Linked DNA regions of Homo sapiens: region 1 is linked to region 2. The links are chromatin contacts, found by Hi-C or POLR2A ChIA-PET in ENCODE. All regions are on one chromosome and are shown on one strand. Each heading gives the region's core, a stretch centred on a gene start or an enhancer-like site at or near the end of the contact. The rest is flanking DNA. Distances are from core to core; before and after follow the strand shown.

Evidence for each region. A loop is a pair of places that touch in the nucleus more often than their neighbours do. ChIA-PET counts read pairs that join two places held with the same protein, here RNA polymerase II (POLR2A). Pooled maps may share reads with other maps.
Region 1: a pooled map of left cardiac atrium shows a loop between it and region 2 (3-fold over the local background). The contact joins the promoter of AGAP1-IT1 here to the enhancer-like site in region 2. A Hi-C loop is called at or near these places in 1 of 168 maps with a recorded cell type or tissue (endothelial cell of umbilical vein) and 1 of 50 pooled maps. POLR2A ChIA-PET finds 5 or more read pairs at or near these places in 1 of 52 experiments (WTC11).

Annotation. Positions count from the first base shown.
Region 1 is chr2:235,504,348-235,507,047 of GRCh38, forward strand. It overlaps AGAP1-IT1 (AGAP1 intronic transcript 1), which reads left to right and starts at 1,404. Exons shown (of 2, transcript NR_131900.1): 1 at 1,404-1,453; 2 at 2,606-2,700. All of the region lies in intron 1 of AGAP1 (ArfGAP with GTPase domain, ankyrin repeat and PH domain 1), which reads left to right. RefSeq lists an enhancer at 696-1,202.
Region 2 is chr2:235,230,112-235,232,811 of GRCh38, forward strand. No RefSeq gene overlaps it. Among named protein-coding and RNA genes, the nearest start is that of AGAP1, 260 kb to the right of the region's middle. Within about 2 kb of position 1,410, at least 2 of the 41 ENCODE cell types and tissues checked have a DNase peak (open chromatin) inside an H3K27ac peak, as active enhancers do.

The DNA of each region.
Region 1 (2,700 bases), core at 154-2,653, 270 kb after region 2:
GGGGGCTGTCAGTGTTTGAGTGGCTGCCTGTTTCGGGGGCTGTCAGTGTTTGAGTGGCTGCCTGTTTCGGGGGCTGTCAGTGTTTGAGTGGCTGCCTGTTTCGGGGGCTGTCAGTGTGTGAGTGGTTGCCTGTTTCGGGGGCTGTCAGTGTTTGAGTGGCTGCCTGTTTCGGGGGCTGTCAGTGTTTGAGTGGCTGCCTGTTTTGGGGCTGTCATGAATAGCACCACTGTGCAGATTCTCACTTGCCTTTTGGTGCCCATATGGCCTCATTTCTGTCGGGTGTGTGCTGGGCTGTGTCTTTCTCTCTGTGGGTTGGACGTAGCTGCTCGTGAAGCCGCTCCTGCAGCCCAGCAGCCCCTATCTGGGAAACCTTTCAGTGCTTTCAAGGTTCATTTTATGACACTCAGGATGGCCGTTTGTCTCCTTTTGCTGATTTTCATTCTTTCAGTTGTTTGTTCATAAACAAATGTTTGCATGGCTAATGCATTTCCAGCACTTAGAGATTAGGTTTTTAAACTTTTGGATTGTCTGCAGGCTATTAATTCCTTGTTAGTTGAATAATGACGGCTGTGTGCATGGAGCTGTGTGAGCGAAATCCCTCACCAGGAAGAGGGCGCAGTTCCTCTGGGACTGGAACAGGGGCCCCTTTGGCTCTCCTTGGCTCCTGGCAGAAGTCAGTTGTCAACTGGGGGACTCTTTCTGGCTGAGCCCCAAGCAGCCTCAATCCATCCCTGTGCTGGGTTTTAGATAACCCACTGGATCTGTGTTGGTCTTTGAAAGGGAATTCACTCTGTATGTTTGGCCTAAACTGTGTTATGGCCTTCATAGTTACGTATTAGCATTATTCAGTTTTTGTTGTTTGTAGCAATTATGCTGAAGACACAAAAGAAGAAAAAAAGCTAAGTGTTGCCAACTCAAGGAGTAATTTTCTTTGTTCCAGCGCTGTGTCCTGGGAGCTGCCCATCCCCCTCCACAAAGGCCAGTGCTAAACAAGGCCAGAGCCAGGAAGGACACGCGGGGCCATGGATTGAGTGAGGGCAGTGTGTGCGTGTGTGGATTTCTCTGGTGGCTTTGCAATGGCAAATATTTATTTTGAGGGATGGTGGTGGGAGGACCAAGTTTATACTCACTTTGTTTAGTAGGGGAAGTGGCTAATGTGAGAATCAATAGACAAGATTTTATCAAGCCTCTGCACTGGGCAGAGCGCAGTTTTTGAAGCTGGGAGAACAGGCAGATGTGTGGGACACTCAGGGCCCTTCAGATCTCCCCCAGGAGCCACTGATACAGGTAGAGATCGCAGCCACACAAGGCTGTGTGGGAGGGGCCTGGGAGATGGGGCGGAGTCCAGGGAGAGATCCTGGAAGCCAGGTAGCAGTCAGGAGGGCTTTCCAGGCTAGTGGGTACTAGGATTGGAGCATCCAGAACAGAGTCACTTCAGCCTGGGAAGAGCGGGGTAGGCGGCCGAATGATAAGTGATCCTTGACAGCCCCCGAGAGCAGGCTGGGAGACCTTTTGTTGGACGGTCTACTACTGATTATGGATCCTGCTTGGAGAGGGGAGTGCTTTTTTTAAAATTCTTTTCTTTTTTTTTTTTTTTTTTTAAGACGGAATCTTGCTCTGTCGCCCAGGCTGGAGTGCAGTGGTGTGATCTCAGCTCACTGCAGCCTTTGCCTCCCAGGTTCAAGTGATTCGCCTGCCTCAGCCTCCTGAGTAGCGGGGACTACAGGCATGCACCACCACACCCAACTAATTTTTATGTTTTTAGTAGAGATAGGGTTTCACCACGTTGGCCAGGCCGGTCTCAAACTCCTGACCTCAGGTGATCTACCCGCCTTGGCCTCCCAAAGTGCTGGGATTACAGGCATGAGCCACTGTGCCCGGCCCTGTTTTATTTATTTATTTATTTAGCTCGGGTTTCAATATTTTAAAAAATTTGAAGCCAGGTGCGGTGGCTAATGCTTGTAATCTCAGCGCTTCGGGAGGCCGAAGTGGGAGGATTGCTTGAGGCCAGGAGTTTGAGACCAGCCTAGGCACAGTGGCAAGTGCCTTTAGTCCTAGCTACTTGAGTGGCTGAGGCAGGAGGATCACTTGAGCCAAGGAGTTGCAGGCTGCAGTGAGCTATGATTGCATCACTGCGCTCCACCCTGGGTGCCAGAGTGAGATCTTGTCTCAAAAAAAAAAAAAATTGAACTGTGATGACTATGATATTGTCTTTTGGGGGGTTTTCTGGACATAAAATTCAGAATTTTACATAGAAACTTGAATTTATTTGTCCAAGAGTTTCTTGTTTTGAAAATAGGATGCCACTGGGAACATTCTTGGTTAGGAGCCACCGGAAGCCGGGTCTGTATGGGCAGGGCCAGTGAGATGCAAAGCCACACACGAAAGCTAAGCACACACTCTTGTTTTCCTCACTCACATCCATGTTCATCCTCTTTCCTGTGCTGACGGTTTGCAAAGCTGGGAGAGAATGAGGGCGGGGCCTCGGGAAGTGAATGGCAGAGCAGGTGGCATAGACACCTCAGCCGTCTGCCCACAGGGTATGGGCAAGGTTTGTTTTGGTGACTTTTTCTTCCAGTCTTGTGTACATTATCGTCTCTCACAGGACTTGAGCTTGGAGGGAGCTGGAGTGGCCGCTTGCTGAGTCTTTCTCCCTGGAGCTCGTGGGCAGCTGGTTACCTCGCGCTGGGGCGACCCTGA
Region 2 (2,700 bases), core at 160-2,659:
AGCCTATGAAGACTTCAAATGTCCCTTTGGAGATGAGGAACATTTGAGAATACAACAAACAGGCCAGGCTTAGCTGATTCCATTTCTGCAAAGAATTTTCCACAGCAAGAATTACAAAACTAATCATTCCCTTTTCCCTGTGGCACAAAAGTGCAGATATCTAACGTTTATAAATGATCATTAAGAAAGAAAAATGGGCTGTCGGATGGCACTTCCCCTGGCGTAAACAAGAAAACAAACAAAACCAGATCTTGTGAGTGAAGCAAAGTTTCAATTACACACAACTAAACATACAGCACTCAGTTTTCTAAAATTATCTGATTGCAGGTCTGTAGCAGAGACCTGAAGCTGAGCCTGGTGGGAGGACTAACCTTTCTCCGTGAGGGTTCATAGGAGGCAAAGATGAGAGGAAGGAAGAAACTTAAAGAAAGAATGGGAGGAGGAGACAGAAGACTAGGGTAGGAGAAAGGGAACCCAGGAAACAACAGAGGAACAAACAGAGGGGGAGAAACAGAAGCTCCCACAACACCGGAGCCCTGGAACCCTCCTCGGAACCTCGAAGGCAAAGCCTGCTTTCATTTCATCTCTTTTCTTCTCTGTTTCTCTCTTTTTCTCTTTCTTTTTCTCTCCGTTCTTTCCTTCCTTCCTTTCTATTTTTTCCTTCTTCAGAGTCTCAAGCAAGAGTTGGTAATTCTTTATCCGAGGGAATTATGATAAGGTTTAGAGCGCTGGGAATGTGCGATGTTTCAGAAGTACAAAGAATTTATTATCTATTCTCCAAACAAAGCAATAATTAGATCACTCCTGATAACTAATATCATGTTTTCAGAAGCCCTGAGTAGATGATAAGCTAATATTTGTACAGTTGACCTTAAAAGTGTGGCAGCTAAGAGGCTCTTGGAGAGATGCCCAGAAAGGCACTAATTAGTAAAGGATTTAGCAATGCGATGTGGAAAGGAACTTTCAGAATTCTTTTAAAAATGTTTTCAGTTTTGTAAATCACTATGCTAGAGTAACTGTAGAATTATTCTTTGACAGTATAATTACATTTTAATTGTATAGCAATTATGTGCTCAGTAGTAATCAAGGGGAAATTCAGTAGCCAATCGGCTTTTACCACTGTGAAATGTACAGACTTTGTGGTTCACAGGGTAGAAGACTTCTGTTTTCCCTTGGCCATCTGAATCTTTAGCTGTACTTGAGCATTGACAAACATGGTGGGGACTCTCTCAAAGGCGTGAGAACGCTCAAATACCCCCAAAGAACCGGCCACTGTCTATTAAAAACCTATGAAATGTTCTGCTGACAATTATAGGAAAATATTCTTCCTTATGCAATCAGCTCCCATGGGACAATCAAGTATACAGAGAAAGAAAGAAAGCATTTTGTAGGGGGCTGGGGTGGGTGCGGGAGCCTCAGCCAAGATTCTTCTTGGATGGTCCCACTTAGAACTGTTCCTCCTTTCTTTCTGCTCTAAATGTTAAGTAATTCAGACTAGAAACCACAATCTGGCACTAATGAGCAATAAAATGGTCCTTAATCCCAAAGATCTGTGTATTTTCTTCCTCCTATTTTTTACATTTTGTGACTTATGGATCTGCTGTCTGGGCTGTGAGGACTGTAAAAACTATTATACCATCCTTTTTCACTGTAAAGTGTTTTTCAAAACACTGTCTAAAATATTAAGTGTTTTATCTCTGTTGTCATTGTTAACCCCCGCAGCACTACTCATTGTGTCTAATGTGGTAGTTGTGGTATATGGACAAATTGGAAGCTATTTAGAAAACTAGAATCTCTTTTAAAAATTGATCTGGATAGGTATGATGATAAATCAAATACTAACTGATCTATATTCTTAAGGGGAAGGCAAGCAAGTCATTTATGGACTTAAGGGCAGGACCAAGCTAAACTCAAAGAGATGCCGGGGAAGGGGAAGGAATTAGCTGATAGGGGTCTAGGTGAACTTGACCACCGGGGTGATTTCAGCAGGCCTGGAGGAGGGACCATCCCACTGTCGTGGAAAATGTTTAACAAGCCAGCTGTGGGGGAGAGGAGGTGCAGTGGTTGCCAATTTCTGCGGTGTAAATGCTCTTGACGTGGCCATTTCAAAACTATTAACATGGCATCACTGAATGCTCAATAGGAGAGAGATGCACCCAATTCGCTTTCACAATTCTCTCTCTCTCATTTCTGAATTGAGAGTACAGGGAGACTCTGTATCCCCCTACATATTTTAGAGCACTCTGATATCGGAGGCACAGCCCAGCAGGTTCTACAGGGTGCAGGCAGCCGGGCTGGGGGCTGCATCTCCTGCGTGTGCTGACTGTGGCGGTGGCACTGGCGTTGCCTGGCCTCCCTTTTCTACACTGAACTCTTTTTATCAACTCTGCTCAAATCAGCCAGAGCGGGTGGTGGGGCTGCCCTGATCTGGAGCAGGAGAGCGGTTTTCAGGTTTCCACAGCCAGCTTCTCGCCACACAAGGCAGTGTGGGGTGGCTGCTGTGGCAACAGCAAAGTCAGGAGAGAAAGTATGCCCTGTTCCCTCCTTAGTGGAACTCGGTCTGGATGTCACCATGAGATGACAATGTTGTCACTGCCGGGCCCGCCTCAGATCTAGCCTCGGATCCAGTCTCGCCCTCCACATCCTGACTGAGCGGTCCTTGCCTCTCTGGGCCTCTTTCCTTATGTCTCCAGTGTGGTA